2 separate regions of the Homo sapiens genome follow, and region 1 is linked to region 2. Evidence: read pairs that join two places in POLR2A ChIA-PET (ENCODE). Cell type or tissue: A673. All regions are shown on one strand. Links, peaks and the distances in the headings refer to the core of each region. The heading gives the core; the rest is flanking DNA. Region 1 has its middle 8.8 kb from the start of FGF19. Region 2 overlaps LOC107984368 (a long non-coding RNA gene).

Evidence for each region. Peaks named below come from ENCODE experiments on the same cell type or tissue, not always from the same donor. Only the 100,000 strongest peaks of a DNase experiment are listed, where the experiment ranks them.
Region 1: POLR2A ChIA-PET joins it to region 2 with 9 read pairs; 5 of 35 experiments call an interaction of 5 or more read pairs at or near these places.

The regions. Positions count from the first base shown.
Region 1 is chr11:69,710,158-69,715,526 of GRCh38, forward strand. No RefSeq gene overlaps it. Among named protein-coding and RNA genes, the nearest start is that of FGF19, 8.8 kb to the left of the region's middle. RefSeq lists a silencer at 2,130-2,330. In A673, for the core only: no CTCF peak of the experiment used is centred there; a DNase peak (open chromatin) is centred at 2,234; H3K4me3 peaks cover 425 bases.
Region 2 is chr11:69,826,384-69,831,752 of GRCh38, forward strand. LOC107984368 (a long non-coding RNA gene) reads left to right here. Exons shown (of 3, transcript XR_001748071.2): 2 at 340-529; 3 at 1,211-1,724. Among named protein-coding and RNA genes, the nearest start is that of FGF3, 9.7 kb to the left of the region's middle. In A673, for the core only: no CTCF peak of the experiment used is centred there; no DNase peak of the experiment used is centred there.

The DNA.
Region 1 (5,369 bases), core at 73-5,072, 120 kb before region 2:
CAGGTACAGTGGCTCACATCTGTAATCCCAACATTTTGGGAGGCCAAGGCAGGTGGATCACTTGAGCCCAGGAGTTCAAGACCAGCCCGGGGGACATGGCGAAACTCCATTTCTACAGAAAATACAAAAATTAGTCGGGCGTGGTGGCGTGAGTCTGTAGTCCCAGCTACTTGTGATGCTGAGGTGGAAGGATCACTTGAGCCTGGGAGGCAGAGGTTGCAGTGAGCTGTGATCCACCACTGAAAAAAAAAAAAAAAAAAAAAAGGAAAACCCAAACAGCTGCTCTTTCAAAAAGTTAAGAGCCCTGACCAAATTCGGAGCCTCAGCTAGGGGCTTGGCCCTACTCTTCGATTCCTTGGCCCCATGACCTGCCCATGTGCTTCCCAGAGTGGTCACTGGAGACCCTGGGCTGACTCTAGCAAGATAGCCAGAGAGCCCCCACTTCTGAGTGCAGCCCTCAGCTCCGCCTGCTCTGCTGTGTGGTACCTGGACGTCATGTCTTGGGGTGGAAATTGACCCTACATGTCTCCTCTTCAGACAAAGCTCTGTGGAAGTGAGGATACAAGTGCGCAGTTTGCGGGCATGACCCTGGTGTCCTGCACGGAGCCAGCCTGGCACTTGACGCTGCCAAGAAATATTGGATGAATCATTTAAAAGAACTGGAAGGGCCGGGCACGGCGGCTCACACCTGTAATCCCAGCACTCTGGGAGGCCGAGGCGGGTGGATCACTTGAGGTCAGGAGTTTGAGACCAGTCTGGCCAACATGGCGAAACCCCGTCTCTACTAAAAATACAAAAATTAGCCGGGCGTGGTGGTGGGCACCTGTAATCCCAGCTACTTGGGAGGCTGAGGCAGGAGAATCACTTGAACCCGGAAGGCAGAGGTTGCGGTGAGCCGAGATTGAGCCATTGCACTGCAGCCTGGGTGACAGAGCCAGACTCCGTCTCAAAAGAAAAAAAAAAAAAAAGAACTGGAAGGTGTTGACATTGCTGTGCACTCACTGGCCTCCTTGCCCATCCTTTCCTTGTTCATCCCGTCTCTCCTTCCTCCTGCCCTCCCTTGACTTCCATTGCCAAACTGATCATTCGTCCCACCTGCAAACTCATTCCAGACACTTCTGATGGGTCACACATCATGTCGAGAAAATTAGGCCAGGTACAGTGGCTCATACCTGTAATCCCAGCACTTTGGGAGGCCAAGGTGGACAGATCACCTGAGGTCAGGAGTTTGAGACCAGCCTGGCCAACATGGTGAAACCCCGTCTTTACTAAAAAAAAAAAAAAAATGGCCGGGTACGGTGGCTCATACCTGTAATCTCAGCACTTCGAGAGGTCGAGGTAGGCGGATCACGAGGTCAAGAGATTGAGACCATCCTGGCCAACATGGTGAAACCTCGTCTCTACAAAAAATACAAAAATTAGCTGGGCGTGGTGGCGCGTGCCTGTAGTCCCAGCTACTTGGGAGACTGAGGCAGGAGAATCGCTTAAGCCCGGGAGGCGGAGGTTGTAATGAGTCAAGATCACACCACTGCACTTCAGCCTGGCTGATAGAGCAAGACTCTGTCTCCAGAAAAAAAAAAAAAACTTAGCTGGGCATTGTGTCAGGCACCTGTGGTCCCAGCTACACGGGAGGCTGAGGCAGGAGAATCGCTTAAATCTGGGAGACAGAGGCTGCAGTGAGCCGAGATCATGACACTGCACTTCAGCCTGAGTGACAGAGTGAGACTCTGTCTCAAAAAAAAGAAAAGAAAAAGAAAAGGAATTCGAATCTCTTCCAGCCCTGTGGTATCTTAGCAACAGGGCTTCTAGCTGGGCAGAAGGGGTGTGTTTGGGGCAGCAGGGGACGCAGGCAGGGAGGTCCCATATGGGCTGATGTTCCTGTTTCTGCTGAGGGCTGTTTTGGGCTAATGGGGCTTCCATAAACAACAACTTTCTTCAAGGTCCACAGCAGAACACACTCCGGGAACTGACCCCTGCATGCGGTTTCATTTCAGGGGCCGCTTCCAGATGCTGAGTCCCCCACTTGCATGATCACTGTGACTTTGTAAATGCCAGTATTTCTCTCCTATCCGTATCAAGAACACTGATAGGAGAGGAAGTCACCTGCCAGTATCCGGTGGCAGCTCATAGGAGAGGAAGTCACCCGCCAGTATCCGGTGGCAGCTCATAGGAGAGGAAGTCACCTGCCAGTATCCAGCGGCGGCTCATAGGAGAGGAAGTCACCCGCCAGTATCCAGTGGCGGCTCATAGGAGAGGAAGTCACCCGCCAGTATCCCGCGGCTCATAGGGGAGGAAGTCACCCGCCAGTATCTGGTGGCGGGGAGTCAAGACAGAGACTTCCAGTTGAGTCACATTCAGTCTGTTCGCCTCAACTTGGAGGTATCAAGGCCTCACCCCGGGGAGTGGCCTGCAGTTATCCCTGCAGCAAGGCGGAGAGCCAGGTGTTGTTCCGTTTTACAGGTGAGAGGCCCACGAAGCCTGCCTGGCTGTAGGATCCACCAGTGGGTAAGGGGACCATGAGCAGACTCCGAGAGGCCAAGTGCATGGCCTGCGGTCACTCAGCGAGCAGAAGCCTCATGGACAGGGTTTCCCTCCCTGTCCAGCTGCCCCCAGGCCTGGCCAGAGATCAGCAGGCCGGACAGATATTCCCGGAGGCTAAGCTTGTATGAGTCTGGAGGGTGTCACTCCAGCTCATTTGCAATAGATGAGCTCAGAATTCCAGGGTTGGAAAGGACCTTCAAGAGGATTTCCTCAGCCAGGTGTGGCGGCTCACTCCTGTAATCCCAGCAGTTCGCCAGGCCGAGGCAGGAGGATCACTTGAGTCTAGGAGTTTGAGACCAGCCTGGGCATAGGGAGATCCCATCACTACAAAATTTTTTAAAAAATTAGCCAGGTGTAGCGGTGTGCACCTGTAATGCCAGCTGCTCAGGAGGCTGAGGTGGGAGGATGGCTCGAGGCTGGGAGGTCGAAGCTGCAGTGAGTCATGATCGTACCTCTGCACTCCTGCCTGGGTGATGGGATGAGACCCTGTCTCAAAAACAAAACAAAACAAAGATTTCCTCCAAGCCCTTTATCGTCACCTAAGCAAAATAAGCAAAGAAAGGGTTTGCCCGAAGACGTCCAGCCACCCGGCTGCAGCGAAGAGGCTGGAAGTACTTAAAAACAGCATCCCTTCCCTCCCCTAAAATAAGCACACACATGGCGGAGTTCCACATTTAATTTGTAATAAAGTCTTTTTTTTTTTTTTTTTGAGAAGGAGTCTTGCTCTCTCACCCAGGCCGGACTGCAGTGGCGCTATCTTGGCTCACTGCAAGCTCTGCCTCCCGGGTTCATGCCATTCTCCTGCCTCAGCCTCCACAGTAGCTGGGACTACAGGCGCCTGCCACTGCGCCCAGCTAATTTGTTTGTATTTTTAATAGAGACGGGGTTTCACCGTGTTAGCCAGGATGGTCTCCATCTCCTGACCTCGTGATCCGCCCGCCTCAGCCTCCCAAAGTGCTGGGATTACAGGCGTGAGCCACCGCACCCGGCCAATTTGTAGTAAACTATTTTTAAATAATAAAACCCCACACTTAGAAGAGATCTTATGAAAAATCCCTGCCTAAGCAGATTGGAGGTTGCCAGAGGTTGGGAAAGGAGAACAGGGGTGACTGTTTCATGAGTCAGGGGCTTTCTTTTGGGGTGATGAAGAAGTCTAGAAACTTGATAAAGGGAGTTTGGGGGAAGGTACTAAATGCCATGGTGAATTGTACACTTTAAAATGGTTAATTTTACGTTATGTGAATTTCACCTCAATAAAAAGAAATCATATAAAAAGAAAGGAAGCAGCCGGGCACAGTGGCTCACGCCTGTAATCCCAGCACTTTGGGAATCCAAGGCGGGTGGATCACCTGAGGTCAGGAGCACGAGACCAGCCTGGCCAACATGGTGAAATCCTGTCTCTACTAAAAATATAAAAATTAGCTGGGCACGGTGGCTACTGGGGAGGCTGAGGCAGGAGAATCGCTTGAGCCTGGGAGGCGGAGGTTGCAGTGAGCCCAGGTCGTGTCGCTGCACTCCAGCCTGGGCAACAGAGTGAGACCCCACCTCAAAAAAAAAAAAAAGAAAAGAAAAGAAAAAAGAAAATAAAATAAAAAGAAAAAAGAAAAAGAAAGGAAACAGCTAGGACCTCACTAAGACACTGAGACCCTCAGGGGGGCTTGGTTATGGAGTGGGAGTTGGTAGCAGCCCTCATAATGGTTGAACTTGCAGGCTTGCTGCTCGTATGTATCAGGATGGCATAGTGAATGTCCTTGTAAGAAACAAGTGCAGGCCAGGCGCGGTGGCTCATGCCTGTAATCCCAGCACTTTGGGAGGCTGAGGTGGGCAGATCACGAGGTCAGTAGATCGAGACCATCCGAGCTAATGTGGTGAAACCCCGTCTCTACTAAAAATGCAAAAAATTAGCCCGGCGTGGTGGCGGGCGCCTGTAGTCCCAGCTACTCGGGAGGCTGAGGCAGGAGAATGGCGTGAACCCGGGAGGTGGAGCTTGCAGTGAGTCGAGATCGGGCCACTGCACTCCAGCCTGGGTGACAAAGAGAGACGCCGTCTCAAGAAAAAAAAAAAAAAAAAAACACCTTGGGAGGCCGAGGCAGGTGGATCACCTCAGGTCAGGAATTTGAGACCAGCCTGGCCAAGATGGTGAAACCCTGTCTCTACTAAAAATACAAAAATTAGCTGGGTGTGGTGGTGGGTGCCTATAATCCTAGTTACTCAGGAGGCTGAGACAGAGAATTGCTTGAACCCGGCAGGCAGAGATTGCAGTGAGCTGAGATTGTGCCACCGCACTCCAGCCTGGGTGACAGAGTGAGACTCCATCTAGAAAGAAAGAAAGAGAGAGAGAGAGAGAGGGAGAATGAAAGAAAGAAAGAAAGAAAGAAAGAGAGAGAGAGAGAGAGAAAGAAAGAAAGAAAGAAAGGAAGGGAGGAAAGAAAGAAAGAAAGAGAGAGGGAGGGAGGGAGGAAGGAAGGAAAGGAAGGAAGGAAGGGAGGAAAGAAAGAGGAAGGAAGGAGAAGGAAGGAGGGAGGGAGGAAGGAAGGAAGGGGAGAAGTATTTGGAGAGAAAATGCCACAACTAACTTCCAAATGGCCCAGGAAAATCCATATGTGTGCATAGGTGTGTGTGATGAGAGTGAACGCAGAAGGGGTGGGGTGCAGGGGAGTGGAGGTGGAGGCTGTACAGGTTTTGTCAGACTATTCTCGAGACTCCTCTGTGGGTTTGAAATTTTTCAAAATAATAAAAAAATGGAGGGGAAGAAACCCAACCCACCTGCCTGGTACCTGCCTGTGTCTTATTCGCCAGAGCCCTCAGCTGCGATGGGCAGGCGTGTG
Region 2 (5,369 bases), core at 312-5,311:
CAGTAGGGATGCCGGAGGCTTTCTGCAAAATTTGATTTGGTGAACTCCAGAAAAATGATAGACTAGAAAATCGCCCATGAAAGAACTCCTCGGAAGCACAGAGCTAATTCCAGGCACTTCTCAAACTTGAACGAGTTCAACCAATAGATAAAACCATCAGGGCAACTAAAAAGACCGAGAATGGGCCTTGAGCCTGTCTCTGCAGAGATGGGGGTGAGGGGACGTGCAAACCAGGGCCATCATCACAGGGGGCACTGGGCCGTGACTATGACAGTGTCCATCACAATGCCTTTTGCTTGAGGAATGCCACACCTGACACTCTGACACTTTATCTTACAGAGTCTATAAAGAAATATGCACAAGCAGCATCATTCAGCAGGATTTCAGACCAGAAAGAACCCTCCCGTCAGAGACTGGTGGCCATACAAGGGTGCGCTGTGAAGCTTTCGAGACAGCAGACAGCCGGAGTCGTGATCAGGGTGGCCAGGAAGGGAAACAACACGGTAGCAACCAGAGTGCCCTCCCATGTGTGAGTTGCTGGGTTAGAATCCAGATTCTGCCATGTATGACCTGTGAGGACTTGGGCATAGTAACCTCTCTGGGCCTCGATGTCCTCATCTGTAAAATGGGAACGTGCCACAGTGCTCTCAGAAGGCCAACATGAATCCATATGGGTGAAGAGCTGGGACAGTGTCCGGCGAGCAGGACACACCAGATCAGTGCTTGCTGCTGTTGTTGGTATTCACACATGTGATTTTTTTTTTTTTAGACAGAGTATAGCTCTGTTGCCCAGGCTGGAGTGCAGTGGCATGATCTCTGCTCACTGCAACCTCCGCCTCCCAGATTAGAGCAGTTCTTCTGCCTCAGTCTCCCGAGTAGCTGGGATTACAGGCATGCACCACCACGCCTAGATAATTTTTGTATTTTTAGTAGAGGATGGGTTTCTCCATGTTGGTCAGGCTGGTCTCGAACTCCTTACCCCAGGTGATCCACCCGCCTCAGCCTCCCAAAGTTCTGGGATTACAGGTGTAAGCCACTGTGCCCAGCCCACACATGTGATTTATACACAGGGCCCTTCTGCAAGATAGGCAAGCAGTGGTAGGAATGACCACCTCTGGGAAGTAAGGATACAAAGAGGTGAGAGGGAGAACTTTTCTCTTTGAGCCTTTGGTACTAATTTTGCTATTGACTTGATTTTTACTGCAAATAGGGATTCCTTTGGTGACGAATAAGCCAGTTGGTGTGCAGGGTGTTCACTGCAAGGCCCAGACAGGACTACAAGAGACCAGGACTGTCCTCAGTATGTGATCTCTCTCTCCTCTGGCGTCAGCTCTACCCAGGAACGGATGTGAAGGCTGAAGCCCAGGCAAGGGCTCATAGTGTGGGGACCGTGCAGCTGGATTCATGTCCAGTGGAATTTGACACCATGGCCGTCATCATCATGTTTTGCCGTCATCAGCACAGACCTCTGAGCAGAAATGCCAGAACAATGTGGGGCCACCCTGGAGATTTATTTTATTTATTTTTTAAATTAAATTAAAATTGTTTTTAAGAGACGGGGTCTTGCTATGTTGCACAGGTTGATCTTGAACTTCTGGGCTCAAGCAATCCTCCTGTCTTGGCCTCAGAGTGTTGGGATTACAGACCTAAGCCACCGCGCCCGGCCTGGAGATGTATTTTAAACTGACATCTTGGGAGAAATAAAAGCCTTCCTTTTCCCTGTGTGTCGGTAGCGTAAGTAGTGAACTGGGAAGGATTTCTCGGGGCCCCTGCCCTGAGCTCCTAGACCTTCTCTCCCACGCCATGTTACACAACAAAATCTGACTCTGAAAGATCAATTGGGTCCAGCTTGGGGTCTGATGGGCAGACGGGCTTAAGCAAAGCCCCCACTTGACTTCAAGAGAGGAGCTTGGGGCCCACATAGACATCGAGGCCTGCACAACGTAGCTAATTGGCCCTAACATTTTTCTTTCTTGAATTTTAAATCCTTTTAGCAACAGATTATACAACAAAGGCTGAACTCATTGGGGCCGTCATTAGGCTGGCGGAAAACGCTGGCTTGGCTGTTCCTTGGCGAATCTCCTTACCGGGTTATTTAGAGGTGCCGTGTGTCTCTCTTGGGGACATGCACACAAATGTAAAGAATGTCTCTGAGCCACAATGACATTTTCATTAGCCGTGGCTCACAGAGGAGCCTTTCCTGGCAGTTCCAATCCGGAAGGTTCTTATCCTGCTCTCTGGCTTTCTTGCTCTGGGTGAAAGGCAGGCACCGTAATCCAAGCCAAACACCCCGACCTTTGACCCCCACATGGTGCTTGCTGTCAGGGTGGGGGTTCTTCTGGGGTGCATGTCTGAGGCCTGACTGGGCTGCACACTGTCCCAGAGTGCCCTGCCTTTGGCCAGGACAATTCACCTCAGCCCCTTTTGTCCCAACAGCTTTTGATCTTGCCTGCCTGTCACCCAGGGAAAGAGCCTGCCTAGGCCCTGTCCCACACCTGCCTGCAAACTGACAGCCATGGCTCCCCCAGCCCCACTGCAGCAGCCTTAACCCTTTCTCTGCCTGACCTGCAGGGCCTGCACCTACCTGTCTCCAGGGTGCTGGGGCCTCAGGCTTTGGCCAAACCAGAACAGGACTAGAAAAGAATTCTTCTGAGGGTCCAAGGCCTCGTCCTACCGCCCCTACTGTGAGTGTGGGACTGACAAAGGAGTTTGGAGAGCATGAGTCCCCTAGAATGGAGCTCCCAGGAAAAGCCAAAGAGAAAGCCCCAGGCCACTGGGCCTGGACTTCGCCCCACGGCAAGGTCCCCGCCCACTGGCTAGGCAGGTGCTTTTGTGAAACTGACATTTTCTCAGCTGCACCTCTACCGCTGCTGATGAGCTTTTCAATACACTCTTTCTTGTATTGAGACAGAGCCATGTTTTCATAACTTGGCACTACAGCAAAGAAAGACATGGGGTCCTTGCTGCTCAGTCCTGGTGCCCGGCCCAGTGTCTGGGGTGCCCACCTTGCCCAGCGTGTGCTGGGCATGCAGGGGCACTTCCCTAGGGCCAAAACCTGGGAGCTTTCCTCCAGGCCAAGACGCAAGTCTCTTTGTTTTTACGGTAGCTTTGTTGAAATGTAATTTACATACCATGAAATTCACCCGTTGAAGGCATGCAATTTAGAAGGTTTTATTCATAGAGTTGTATGAATTCTCTATTTCCCAAGGCCATTTTTTTAAATATAAGGGTAATCTATGTTCACTGTGGAAAATACAAACAATTCAGAAAATATACCATGAAAAGTGCACATCCTGTTAATCCATTTATTCAGAAACTGTTTCTTTTTTTCTTCTTTCTTTCTTTTTTTTTTTTTTTTTTGAGACAGAGTCTCAATCTTGTCGCCCAGGCTAAAGTGCAATGGTGTGATCTCACTGCAGCCTCCACCTCCTGGGTTCAAGCAATTCTCCTGCCTCAGCCTCCTGAGTAGCGGGATTACAGGCGCCCGCCACCACATCCAGCTAACTTTTGTATTTTTAGTAGAGACAGGGTTTTACCATGTTGGCCAGGGTGGTCTCAAACTCCTGATCTCAGGTGATCCACCCACCTCGGCCTCCCAAAGTGCTGGGATTACAGGCATGAGTCACTGCGCCCAGCCTCATTATCTGTTTCTTAAGCACCTACTATATGCCAGGGTCTGCCCTAGGCGCTTTGGAAACATCAACAACAACAACAAAAAACAGACAAAAGTCCCTGCCTCGTGGGGCTTCAGTTCCAGCGTGGGGAGGTGGACAATAAATATTATACATTAGGCCATTATGTAGCAGGCTAGCAGGGCCTAACAATTTCCAGTGTGGATTCCTTCAGCCCATTCCCCGACGCGTTGCAAGCACACACCTGCATCTAACACACAGGCTGCTCCGCCATTTGCTCTGTCGGGAGCAGAACGTCGTGGACACTTTGTGCGACAGTGCCCAGGCCACTGCTCCATCCCTTTCACAGCTAAAGTGGGACTCCACTGTCCTCCAGTTAATTCAGTGACTCCTGTGGGGGTTGCCGCATGGATTCTATTTAATATCAGTGCAAACTAGGGTGGCACTGAATATTCTTGTTCTCTTATGTGTGTGCACTTGGAAAGTGCCAGAGAGGGCAGGAGGCAGATCCCATATACACTCCAACATATTATCTTCCCCCCCTTTCCTTTCCCTCTCCCTGCCTTCTGTCTCCCCCTTTCCCTCTCTTCCTTTCCCCCAGCCCCCCATGTACAGCAGCTGCAGCTTCCCAGGATCCTTTTCTGCCTGGGACCACGAGCTGGGGGCTGCACGAGCCCTGCGTCATTTTCCGGCCCTCCTAGATGAGCAGTGGGCTCTGAAGGAGCTGAGCAGCCTGAGAGAGGACATCTAGTGCTCAGGAGGAGGAGGAGGAGGATGCCACCTCAAAACGCCCTCAAAAGGGCCAGAACCCCAGACTTGGAACTGGAACTGTCCATCTTTGTCCCGGGATGTAACCCCATCTTTGGCCCCTGGAATGGGGAAAGAACAGGAAAGCCACAGAAGCCAGAGCCCCAGGGACCCACCCTGGAGTCCCATGTACCCAGAGGTGCCAGTCCATCTGGGAAGATGCCCCAGGAGGGGAGTTTCCTCACCACAAACCTCTTGCAAAAATGCCCTAAAAATGTCAGAACCTACTTTCCTTCCCAAAAGAGAGTTCGTTGAGAGCCGTTGAGCATCTGTGTCTATAAATCTTCCACTGGGATGGCTGTGCAGGGTGCCACCCTCTCAAGGTGGCCTCAGGAGAATGTGTTCAAGCCCCTGGAGGTCCACTGTATGACCGAAGTCTGACAGATAGCCCCGCGGCTCTTACACACACCCAGGGCCACTGACGCCCACCTAGGGCCACCGATACCTACATAGAGGCCACTGACACCCACCTGGAGGCCACTGATGCCCACTTGGGGACCACTGATGTTCACATGGAGCCACTGACACCTACCTGGAGGCCACTTAGACCCACCTGGGGCCACTGATGCCCACCTGGAGACCCCACTTGCAGTAGGGCTCCCCCAGGCTGCCGCCTGGCCACCTCCTCAGAAGGTGCATGGTGTGAGCACCAAGGGACCCTGCCTTCTTCATGATGAGCACCCCAGGCTCCAGTGGCATCCAAATGTCTGTCAAGATTCTCCAGGCAAGCCCGTGGTCTGCCAACTATGGAAATTACTGCCTTAGGCCATCTGTGAGACGAAAGTACAGTCTCATAACTCCTCCACTAACTTTTTTTTTGAGATGGAGCTTCGGTCTTGTTGCCCGGGCTGGAGTGCAGTGGCATGACCTCAGCTCACTGTAACCTCTACCTCCCAGGTTCAGGCGATTCTCCTGCCTCAGCCTCCCGAG